Regions from separate parts of the Homo sapiens genome. Here region 1 is linked to region 2. The links are chromatin contacts, found by Hi-C in ENCODE. All regions are on one chromosome and are shown on one strand. The core of a region is the stretch at or near the end of the contact, and the rest is flanking DNA. Distances in the headings are between cores, read along the strand shown. Region 1 overlaps LOC105378379 (a long non-coding RNA gene). Region 2 overlaps LOC105378379 (a long non-coding RNA gene).

What was found. Hi-C counts contacts between places; a loop is a spot of excess contacts on that map. Pooled maps may share reads with other maps.
Region 1: a loop to region 2 is called in a map of adrenal gland, with 5 times the contacts of the local background. The contact joins two enhancer-like sites. A Hi-C loop is called at or near these places in 3 of 168 maps with a recorded cell type or tissue (adrenal gland, endothelial cell of umbilical vein and lower leg skin), 1 of 37 single-sample maps with no recorded cell type and 2 of 50 pooled maps.

The regions. Positions count from the first base shown.
Region 1 is chr10:78,738,267-78,744,295 of GRCh38, reverse strand. It overlaps LOC105378379 (a long non-coding RNA gene), which reads left to right. Exons shown (of 5, transcript XR_946100.2): 1 at 1-198. Among named protein-coding and RNA genes, the nearest start is that of ZMIZ1-AS1, 330 kb to the left of the region's middle. Within about 2 kb of position 2,600, at least 2 of the 41 ENCODE cell types and tissues checked have a DNase peak (open chromatin) inside an H3K27ac peak, as active enhancers do.
Region 2 is chr10:78,686,937-78,693,350 of GRCh38, reverse strand. The region is part of intron 1 of LOC105378379 (a long non-coding RNA gene); the gene reads left to right. Among named protein-coding and RNA genes, the nearest start is that of ZMIZ1-AS1, 380 kb to the left of the region's middle. Within about 2 kb of position 4,135, at least 6 of the 41 ENCODE cell types and tissues checked have a DNase peak (open chromatin) inside an H3K27ac peak, as active enhancers do.

The DNA of each region.
Region 1 (6,029 bases), core at 1,351-3,850, 52 kb before region 2:
GACCTTCAGTGCCACAGAGCTCACGTGGTCCCAAGTAACTCTGCATACGCAAAGTCCATTCTGGTCTTCCTGGAGCTGTCCCACACTGGCATCATTCTCAGAATGGACTCGCAGGAAAAGTCCATTCTGGAGTCAGGGAATTCCTGGCAGGGTGCGGAGGCTCACTCACTGAGAGAAGCCCAGAGCGCATTCAGTAAGGTAAGGAGGCAGCTCCCTGCTACACAAATCTGCAGAGAATGGAGGGTTCCTTTCGGTGGATGTGTTTCCCACTTGAACCTGTTTCCTCTCCAGCCTTGCAAAGTGTTTCTACATCTGGAACACATGCTCTGAGGATGAAGGATACATTTGGAAAATGCTGCAGGACTTCTCAGTGCCTGCATCATTGAAGTGTACGCTGGGAACCTGTGAGACCCGGGCAGAGTATGCAACATCTCCCAAAATTGCTGCACCATGGAACACTTTTTTTTTTTTTTTTTGCAGGACATCTCTCAGGGCCAACGTTTTGGAAATTATATTTTGAAACAAAAATGCTGTTTTCAAAAATTCTCAGAGCTTTCCCTGTTCTTGCTCAAAAAAGAAAGGAATTCTATCCTGGTGGAGGTGTGCAGCGGATATTAAGAGGATACTGGGGAGTGCAGGAGGTGGGGGAAGGAGGGGGAGCTAGGGTGTCCCTTCCTCTCACCTTCCTTAGAGCCGTGACCTTGCAGGGTGCCAGGGGAAGGCGGTACGGGACTGTTTGGTGGGGTGCAGTGAGAAGCCTGGGGAGGCATGGGTGGCATCTGTGTGTCCCTGCCTCTGACAAATGCCATGCCGCAGGCTGACAAAACAAATGTGAGTGTGCACCAGGCTGTCCTTAGTCTCTGCCAGTTCAGATGCTCAGACACCAGGCACTGGCTTCCATCCTCCCTGACATCTGAATTACGGCAAGGCAGGAGGCAGGGCCTGGCCGCTCTGGAGTAGGGGAAATGGCAAACAGATGTCAGAGGCCAAGGGGCAGGATGTGCTGGAAGGTTTGTGGCATCTCAGGCCTGCTTGCAAAACAGCCCTTCCCCCTGGGGAACAAAGAGGGGTGCTGAGGCCACAACAAAGAGACGCTGGTGGCAGAGGGGTTAAGAGCATGGGCTTTGAAGTTCCACAGGCCTGGGCATGAATCCGGGCTCTACCACTTGCTAGCTGTGTGACCTTGGACAAGTTATTTAACCTCATGTGTCAAGGAGGGAACATAATAGTTCTTCGCTCAGAGTGTGGCTTTGGGTGGATTAAATAAGATGATGCATGAAAAGGACTTAGCACACTGCCTGGCGCATAACACTCAACAAATGTTCCTTGTTTATTTTGCTGCTGCTGCTTGGGAAACAATTCCTGAAAGACTAAATGTTTATTTGTTCAGCAAATACAGACTGTGCCCTGCTCTGTGCCAGGTGCAAGGGCACAAACACAGACAGGCCCTGACCCTGGCCTTACGGAGCTGATAGTCAAGGAGTGGTTGTGCCAGGAAGCCACCTTGGCTGCAGAGTGACATCTAGACCCAGAACGCTCTGGGCCTTTCCTAAGATGAGAAGGCTGTGAAAGCAGGGATGGCAAGGAGGAGCACTGAACAACGTCAGGACCTAGCGCCGTCGTCAGCTAGAGACACTGTGTGTCTTCCTGCAAGTCCCCTCTGCCCAACAGACTCTTGCTCAGCCTTCAAGGCCCAGCCCAAATGCCCCTTTCTCTGGGGAGCTTATCCCACATGGCCAGGGCCCTCTTAGCTCTTGGTGCAGGTCTTGGTGGTGGCATTTGCCTAATTCTGGTGGTGTAAATGTCAGTTCTCTCCTTGACTGTGTCTCATTTTGGACTAGAAGGTTCGTGAGGGCAGTAAATGTTTGGGGAGTAGTATAGGGTGCTGTTTAAGGATGAAGGTTCTGGAGTCAGTCACATGTAGGTTGGAATTCCTGGATACAGCAGATTTTGTGAGCTTTGGTGAACTCATCATCAACTCTAAGCTTCAGTCTCTTTATCTATAAAGCTGAGAGAAATATACAGACTCCTGGAACTGTTATGAGGTGTAAAATTGACGCTAGCCAGAAAGGGCTCAGCACAGTGCTTGGCACACAGGGAGCCATGTACCAGCATGGTCTTATTTCCACCTTTGTGTCTATCTAGTCTTACCCCACTACCTAACCATGGTAGGTGCTCTATAATTAGTTATCAGTTGAATCAAGTAAGTTCCCCATTCTAGGATTCAGTCTCCAAATCTGTAAAAAGGAAGGAAATGGCCTCTCCAAGGCAACTTCAGATACATTCTCTGCACCCAAAGGAACTCTCGGACTGTCCAAACCCACCTTTTCAGTTTATAGAGAGGGAAACCGAGGCCTGTGCAATTGTGCAAGAGCAGCGCATGTGAGTGAATGCATCCATAGCCTTCCTGGAGAGGTGGAATGTTATTTTGGTTAGTTCTGCGGTATACAGATTCTCAATAGCCAGTTTCTTTCCCATCTGAACTGTTTTTGTAAAGAGGAAATATCAAGGTGTATGATGTCAATGCAGTTAAGTAATCCAGCCAGCTGTGTAAACATCTGGAAGTAGTAGAGACACAGCCCCAAAGCGAATGCAGGGATCAGCGCTTCCAGACGTCTCTGGGAGGCTTCCAAACTGTAACCTATGAGGAACCAGCTAGGAGAGGCAGTGCTCTGATCAGAAACTGGAGTGGTATTCTCTCCTCTCCAGGTTCTGAGTTCTGGAGAGCTAAGGAAGAGGACAAGAAAACCACTATGCCCAGGGTGTGTGACTTTGGAAAATAGAGGTGAGGTTTAGGAAAATCCTGCTAATAACAGGTTAGCAGCAGATGGAAACAATGTGTCAGAATCACAGGGACCTGCTTCTTCTCACTCTTTTCCTGTGGTGGGGAAGGGATGAATGTGACCATGCCCTGACTCTAGATCCTCAAGGGAAAGGGAGTGGGTTTGAACATCTGGAATCTAGGGCTTCAGACTGGGAATCCCTGAGCTGCTTTCTCCTTAGAAGTGACTTTTCACAAACCACTTAGGTCAGGGGAGAAAGGATCTGCAGGTGCTTCCATCCCAAAGCTCAAGCTGTAGATGAGAGAATGGAAGCCCAGAGTCGGGGAGGCCACAGGGCCAAGGTCACATAGCTGGGCAGGGAAAGATTCAGGGCTAGGAGCCAAGCTGCCAGACTCCAAATCCATGCTGGATTTCTCCATAGCCCAGTGGCTTTCCCTCATTTAAAATTACATATATATAAATATATATATATATATACACACACACATATATAAATATACATATATAAATATATATACAAAATACATAGATAAATATATATAAATATACATATATAAATATATATATAATTACAAAATTAGCATTGTCAGAATGTGAAAGACACAGAAGCACAAAATACATTTGTAATAAAATCTCTAGCTGAAGCTAATCACTGCTTCTTGCACTCCCTGCCCCACCTCATAAAATGCACACATGCATTCACACACATGCACACATTCACACACACAAATACACACACACACACAAATACACACACACACACACACACACACGTGGTATCCAGCTCCTTTGGTAGACTTTTTCTCCTTTCTTCTCCACAATCCCTTTACAGGTGTGGTCTGTTGTTTCCTGGAACCAGAGATTGTAGTTTGCAAGTAGAGAGCACAGGGTGGAAGGAGACCTGGCTTTGCTTTATCCCTCACCAGCTGTGGGGTCTTCTCTGAGCCTCACTTTCCTCATCTGCAAAATGGATTATAATGTATACCTTAGAGTAAATCAAATTAGATCAAATATGTGGAAATGCTTTATAAAATCCAAAGCACATTTTTCCACATTGATGATGGTGGAGGCTGGTGCTTGGGTAGGGGGCTGGTTTGTTGGTTTCTGCCTCAGGCCAGTTGGATCTCACTCTCTGACTCCTTTCCAGGGCAGCATCCTTCTTGCTCCCACACATCCATTCCCAGCTCTTTGGCTAGTCCCTCCCCCATCTCCTCACCAGCCCCTGACCCCAACAACTACAGCCCCAAAGAAGAGACCCCTGGTCTAGAACCCTGCATGGACAGACTGGCTGGGGGGTATCAGGTGGGCACTGGGGGTGGGCATGGGGACAGGATGGCCCTGCACAGAGGACTGGCAGCTCACCTACCTCAGGCGTCCTGTGCCCTTCCTTGCCCTGACCCCAAAACTGCCATGCTCATTTCACAGATTCATGAACCCAAACATTTCAGGGTTACAGACTGTCCAGCCTCTGTGCTGGCAATTTCTCCTGCAGCCTCTCAGCCTCCTTGCCCTGAGTCGGAGAGGTTTTCATACCTATTTTACAGAGGCGGAAACTGAAGATTCTGGCACTCCAGGTGATTCCCTCTTACAGAAATATTTGCATTTGAAAGGGCTCTTGAGAACCCAAGGTTGCTGATAGTGGAGATTTGGCTGCTGTGTTTGTGCTGCTGCTGGTACAGTGGGCTGTGGGGATCTGCAAGGTCCCATCCTCCTCAATCCAGTTGCAGGCATGTGGGAATTAGCACTGACCTTTATTGCCATCTGCCTCTGCTCCTCACCTGCCCTGTCAGGACAGAGATGGATGTCATCCCATCATTCCCCTGGCTACTGGCAGAGAGGCTAGGGACAGAGGCTGGTGCTGGCTCACACCAGCTGACCACAAAGCTGGCCATGCACATGATTCCACAGGTGTCCATCTCTGGGTATCACCAGTCCCGAGCCCCAGGCAGGAAAGCTGGGGAAACACCTGAGACCAGGGAGGAGCAGGTGCTGACTATATCTCATTATTCATGTCAGCTGAGTTTCAAATTTAGGAGATGGCGGTCAATGAGTGTGGGCCTTGCTGGGAGAGGGGTTCTTCCTCCCAAGTCCACTTGTCTTACTGACAGCCTCCTCCTTAAATGTTAGACAGACAGAGCCTAGTTTCAGCTTCATGCCTGGTGAGTTTGGATAGATATCTTAACTCTCTCACCTCAATCATCTGCAAAATGGGCACAAGAATAAGCCCTACTTGGCCTCCCTATTGGTAACAAATGAAAGACTGTTCAAAACTCTAAGTGTACAGTGGTTTTCCTGCCAGACAAAGAGAACATGGCCACTGGCCAAAATGGTAGGGGACCAGTGGCCAAGGGAGAAGAAGAAAGCAGCAGTGAGACTGCCCTGCGATGGCTCTCTTGGCATTACCCCAGGGAAACGCAGAGTCAGTGCCATCAACGAGCCAGGTCCAGACCCTGGTCCCATCTCCCCATTCCTTTGAGAGCATTGCAGCCACCACTTCATGTTCTCTGCATGCCTTCTCCAGCTACAGGCCTTGGCTCAGTGGCTTGTGGGGCTTCCTGCCACGGCTCCATAGGCTGCATCAGCTTTAGGTATGAGGTAAGAGAGAATTAGCGTCTCTTTGTGACTTTTTCACAATGTCTTTATTCCACTGTGGAGGTGCCTTTGAACTTGGCTGGTGTGCATGGCCCATCGACTCACCCTTTCTATCAGCTTTAAAACTCTCCAGTGGGCACGTGGTTGCCCAGGGAGGAATGCTCTGGCCCAGGACTTCTCTGTCTGAAGGCAGGTGGTTCTGAACATCCAGCTCCAGAATGCCAGTGGAATCCCAGCTGGGTCCCTTTAATGGGTCTTGTCAAGCTGACTCTCCTCTGGCAATGATAAGGGGGCCCCCACAGCTGGGGACAGCAGCCCGGAGACAGCCAAGGGCTCCTATCTTCTGTTCTCATAGGCAATCATGGGAGTTCAGCACCTTTTATCAGGCAGATGTAATCTTCTCAAATAGCTGCCAAGTCCTCCTCTTCCTGGAGTTCCCTAAGATAACTGTTTCCCCAGGAGGTGAAGGGGCATTTCCTTCACCAGGAAGAGATTCCATGTGTGCGCAGGTTTGCACAAAGTCATTCACTTCTAGAGGCAAAGGTTGCAGATTGCCTTCCACAACATGCATCCTCCTTCTCCTCCTTAATAACAACATGTATGTAGGGCAGCAATGGCCACGATAAAAGGACTATTACTCTCAGCTTCTTTGGG
Region 2 (6,414 bases), core at 2,886-5,385:
CCTAGGCCTTGAAAACTCTCCTATCCCCTCAGCTGTGAAGGATGCGTCAGAGGGTCTTGCTACAGGTCACTAGAAAATTCTGAGCTGGTCCCCAGTGTGGCAGTTAGGGCTTGGGACTCTCTTCCTGATTCAAAGTCCCCAAGTGGGGACCCAGTGGGGCAGGGGAGAAGTCTGGTTCAGGTGGGGGAGCTGACCTCTGCTCCTCAAAGAGGACACACCCATGGACTATGCAGCCCTCCTCACAGGTCGTGCAGAAGACGCTTGTATAAATTGCCTATGCCAAAAGGTAGTATAGGGTTCTAGGTGCTTGGTAGAGAGCTTGCTGCCTGGACCCATTCTGATATGCCTCTCACCCCTGAGCAGGGAGGCTTCGTGCAGGTCAATAAAAGCAAGCCCTCTCTGTAGAAGTCAAATACCAAGTTTTCCTGCAGAACACAGCGCCCCACACCTATGTGTGCAAGTGTGCACAGACACAAATATGCACACGCACCTTGCACAGTGTTTCTTCTCCAAGCTTCCTTAAGCAAATAAAGCTTGAAATTGAAGTTGGAATTGAAGGCTAAAATGCTTTATCACCAACTCACCTCTATCTCCTAATGAAGTTGGGTTTAAAAAATTTTTATACCGTTTTAACAACTCATTTTCAGATATACATCCTCCCAGCAGAGTGTACTTGTCTGTTTTTCTCTCCTTCTTTCTCTCCATGTCTGTGTCTCCCTCTTTCTCTCTGGTTTCCCTCCAGGTAGTGGGGACAGGACCCAGTCCTGTTGCAGATGTGTGATGGGGCTGGCTCATACAGATTTGTGAGAGCACTTCTTTCAGCTCCATAGTCAACAACATAAAGCCCAATAGTGAAAGTGTTTACACCACAGAAATTGGCAAATGCTACGAATCCAGCCTTTTTGTTTTTCTGGGACAGCTCGTTGTATAAATTTTACCACCTGGCTGGGCTGTCACCTATATTACCAGCAGCAGAAGCTGGGCCCTGGTTTGAGGTCTATCCCTCTGTTCCCTTGTGTGTTGCCGCCCCAGATATTTTGGGTTGGCCACAGACCTTTGTGACATCTATTTACTATAACCATAAGTGTCTCATAGGCAGAGGTTGAATATGCGAGGGAGTCTGGGGGTGACTGATCTTATGGAAGCCTGATTCCCCAAACACCTCTCTGAGCCAATTGAGAAATCCAGGCAGATCATAAGTAGTGTAATTTCACACCAGTGCTTTTCAAATATTGACCTAATGGGAATTTGGAGGCAAGGCAGAACTCTGTAGGGCAGAGAATGCAGAGGAAGAAGACAGAGGTTGCATTAGTTTTTGGAACTCTCTTGCCTCGTTTTCAGCTCTGGTCCAAACGTGCACACTCCCCTTAGCAGTCATAAGTTCTGCTGCTAATGCTGTGCTGGCCCTCCTTAGAAGGCAGGGGAGTGAGGATATGTGACTACACAGGCCTACCCTGGGGGCTCTCTCTGCTCCAACTCCCCACTGCTCACAGGTGCTCAAAGTTATCTTCCCAAACCACAGGCACTAGCCCCAGGGAGAAGTCCATGGAACAGTATTTCCTGTATCTTCTTGCATTCCCAGGGATGGCTTAGGGCTCCTCATAGATTGGCACTCTATGCTGTTGTCCAGCTGGCCTGGCTTTCAAACCTCCCTGTAGTCTCAGAATGGCTGGAGTGGTCTTGCCCTCTCTGACTGACCCTTTGAATCAGGCCAGCTGACCTGAGGCTGTACCTTTCCTCCCTACCTCTTACTTCCCACTCCATCTTCCATCTACCCACTCTACCCTGCCGGTCCTCCCTGGATTTGTTGACAATATCAAACATGGCTGAGAAAAGCTCCAATCCTGGCAATCTCAGTCCTGATCAGGCCCTTAGGCTGGGCCATTTGGCAGATGTCCCAAAACTACATTTCCTGACCCCTGTGTCACCTTGGTGCCAGGGAAACAGCCCAGTGTGATGAGGACACCCATAGGAGTGATCAGAACCCAAGGGTCACCGTGGCTTAGATTTCAGCCCCAGGAGCTGACTGTACACTGTGAGCAAGACACCTTACCTCCCTGAATCTTAGTTTTCCCATCTGCAAAGTGGGGCTGCTAATTCACCTCTTTGGTTTACCAAGAGTCTTAGATGAAATTATGGCCTAAAGGTGTCTACTCTTTTCTTAATCAATATTTTGGGGCAGCTCTACGTGCCAGGCCCTGAGCCAGGAGCACAGTAGGTACCTAGCTGATAATTTGCTTTCCTATGTCCCTTCCTCTCATACAAAAAAGACTACAGAGATTGCAAAAAGGAGCTGAAAAAATGACTCTGCATTCTGGTCTTCTGGACAGTGCTGGAGGGGAAATTGTGTCCAGCATAGCTTTGGTGCCACTGCCACAAAAGCAAGTGTACATAACAAAATCTCAGGCCAGCACTGTTAGGCAAGGCATCCCTTGGGTGGCCCAAGCCTCTGGTCTCAGCAGCCAGACACTGGGTTGCAATAAGGCAGGGAAAACAACCTCAAATTCCTTGAAAGTCTAAACCCTCAGCCAGTGCTTTACCAGCAGGTTAAGATCTGGCCCAAGTTCAGAATGGACAGTCTAGGCAGGTTCCTGGGCTTGAAGGCTTGAGGGTGGGGCCTGGTGGGGCAGAAGATAGGTGAGCAGGGTAGTGGTGAATGAAACATATCAGCGTCACTCATGGGGTTTCTAAACAGCCCTGGGGCCCAGGCTGCAAAGGGTGGGAATATCTACTGTGCTCTGTACTTTCTGCACGCTATTTTAGCTAATCATGAGCCCATTTTACAGATAGAAAAACTGAGGATCAGCTGGAGTCAACAGCTTACCTGACATCACCTTGAGTGGCAGAGATGTAATAACTCAAGTTGGCCAGCTCTTCTTCCTATTCAGCACTGAACCGGGCCATTGGCAAGTGTTCCATCAGCACCTTAACAAAAACTGGACTGTGAGCCAAAACCTAGAACTATCCATAGCTAGTGAAACAATGAGAACAGAACCAGCCCTTGTCCCTCCCCACACAGCCTAATTAATGTGTACAGACAAGAACCACTGCACATCACTTATTATTTAACTGGCGTATAAGTACCATCAAAGGTGCCATAGTCATGCGTGGTGGCTCACATCTGTAATCTGAGCACCTTGGGAGGCCGAGGTGGGAGGATCACCTGGGGTCAGGAGTTCGAGACCAGCCTGGCCAACATGGTGAAACACCATCTCTACTAAAAATACAAAAATTAGCTGGGTGTGGTGGCCAGTGCCTGTAGTCCCAGATATTTGGGAGCCTGAGGCAGGAGAATCACTTGAACCTGGGAGGCGGAGGTTGCAGTGAGACGAGATTGCACCGCTGCACTCCAGGCTGGGTGACAAGAGCGAAACTTGGTCTCAAAAAAAAAAAAAAAGTCCCCTGCTCCCCAAAGAGCTGAGGTCAAGTCGGTTGGGCTGACAAGAGCTCTTAAGAGAATGGTCCTGGGGCTGGGCTGGTGGAGAGAAAGCCCAGAGGAAGGAATGTGAGGGGACAGTGTGCACAGGCAGGGTTGCTGAGCTCAGAACTAACCAGATCTGGGCTCCGAATTGGAGCACTGTTATCAGGAAGTTGAAACCCCTGTCTCCCAGGCTTTCTGTACCAAGCTGGGCACCAGCATTTTTGTTTAAAGAAAATCACCAGCATGGGCTGCTCCCCAAACCTATCCCCTAATGCACACTCAATCTCAGAGGCAGCCTGGGGCCCCTCTGCCTGGCCCACAGCCTCCTGGGACTGCACAGATTTCCTAGCCCCATCGCCTGCTGATGCTGGCACCACTGGCTGGCAGTGGCTCTAGAACTGGAAATCCCAGGAGGATCCAGGATCTGCAGCCTGAAGACAAAACGTTCTCAGGGCTGTTCCCTAGCAACCCAAGCTGCTCGCAATAGCTCCAGTTTCCACAGCTGACGCCCTTCCATCCATTTGCACTGAGGCGTTTGGTTTTAGGTGCTCCGGGATGCTTCCTAATGTCCCTTCAATGATCCATGAAGCCATTTGCTTATAAAATCTTCCTTCCTCCCTCCTCCCGCCCTCACTCCGCCCTTCTGCCAGCATTTAGTGTAGTGAACCCTCTGCGGCAGAGGCAGCAAACAGAACCCTGGGTGGCTTGTTGAACAAAGCCCTCATTCCATGGTGGCAGCAGCAGCATGGGGTGACGTTCCTTGCGGTGATGCTGCCCGCCGTGGGCTGTGTGGGGAGGGGCAGGAGGGGATTGATGGGATCCAGAAGACAAGAAGCAAAACAAGCCCAGCACCAGGCAGAGGTGGAGGGGAGAGGGGAGGAGGGAGAACCAGGGAGGAGGGAGAGGAGAGGAGAGGAGGAGGGAATGGGGGAGGAGGAGGAAGGAGAGGAGAGGGAAAGGAGGAGGAGAGGCCACTTCATTTATTTATTATGATGCCAGTTGTAGTGTTGGTCTCATGTGTGGGGAGCAGACTGTATTTTATGTTTTAATCCTCCAAGCTGTGTGTGTGGGCTGGGGATAATCACATTGAGAAATGTGTATAATATGCTGAAGGTTCTTTTTGTGGAGAATGGGAATGCTCCAGTGGAATATCTTCCTCATGGCAACCAGTGCCTTTTCCATAAGCCACTCAGAAGGTGCCAGTAATTGGGAGTGCAGTAGAAGTGTGGGGCCAGCCCCCCAGTCTGGCCAAGTCCTCCTCCATTGTAGGGGAGGCCTGGGCATCTGAGGAGCAGGGCTGGCACCTTCCCTTTGCCCCTGCCTGCCCGCTGTTTGGGTGGATGACAGGCAAGATACAAATGGGATGCCTGATTGCTTTCTTGGCCACAGCCTTGGGGCCTGCCGTGGAAGAATGCAGGGAGGAGCTGATAGGCAGGCTGCTAGGAGACAGAGCAGCCATGTGTGCATGCTGTCCTGAGTGGCACACATGCACACATGGGCGTGCACACACTCTCAGGGACACAGGTGTGCACCCCTGCCCTCACACACACACCCTCACACATCTACACAATGCACATGTGCATGTGTACACACACCTTCACACACACAATATACCCACGCGTGCACGTCCACACTTACACCCACTCATACACACACCCATGTGCACATGCACACACTCACACCTTCACACACAATACATAAACAGGCACACACTCAAATGCTCACATTCACATTCATACACACACACATGCACATGCACTCACATACCCACTAACTCACTGTCACAATCACAAACGTACAGAAATCCACATATCTATTGTGCATGTGTATGTACATGCCTTTTCATTCTCTCTCTCTCACACACACACCCTTGTATGTATGCACACACACTATTGCTTGCATGGGCTGACACTTGTGAAGTGATATCAGAAATATTGTTAGTGACATTTTTATTTGGAATTTTAAAAGAAGAAATTGACATCTCCTTCCTTAAAAGGCTACAAGAGTATCTTCAACCCTGACATCTTAAATGTTTATTTTTTAGCACACATGCTTTACTGACTGCACCACTCACTTAATTTAGGCCACATGGCAAGTGTGCAAACTTTCCTTCAGCTCATGCTGAATGCTGATTTGATGACTGTTTACCCAGAAACTGCAGATCCAGTGGAAAAAATAGTCCAAGCTATGGAGATACCAATTAGTCTCTCTTCCCATGGTGGGCCAGCTTCTTCACAGGATGAAATCCATGGGACAGACAGTGAGGTCCTTGGAAACCCCAGCTGTGATGAATAGGCCTTCTGGCTCCCTTGGGGCTCGGCTGGTTATTTTGTAGGACATTGAATTTCTTGGTAAGTTAGAAGAAGTGCTAATGAGCCCTAATGTGGGGCCGAGAGGGCTGGGGGTGGACTCCAGTCTAGGCATCAGCTGGGTCAGCTTCCACTTTTGCCTCTGTGACCCCTGGATCCTCCTTTCCCTTCCTCCATCTCCAGTCTCTGACAACCAAACTGGCACAATTCCACAACCCTGGCATGCTCTTCTCCCCAGGCACTGCCGCCTCGCTCCAGTCCAGACCCTCCTGTCTCTCTCCAGAGAGTCTATGTTGACCCCGAACTTCTGTCCTTTCCTCTGACAACACCCAAACCTTCCATGGGCAGAAGCATTTGAGACAACATATGGCCTACAGGATTCAGCAGGAATTTCTCAGCCTGGTGCTAAGGCTTCTTCTCTGTGGCCAGCCTGTCTAGCATCAACTTCCACTAGTTCTCTGCTGTGCCCTCTTTGCTGATCCAACAGCACTGGTCATTGTTTCCTGAGCTTGCCCTGGTCCCGCACCTTGGCCTACCCACCAGTGGATCCGAGAAGTTTCCACACTCTCCATTAGCTCCCACTGCAGGGAAGAGGGGTCCGTGTACCTGCAGGATGGGGCTCTGCAAGGCCTAATGGCTTTGGCTTCCTGGCTGCTCCGAGTTGCCTCTGGTGGTGTCCCTGTT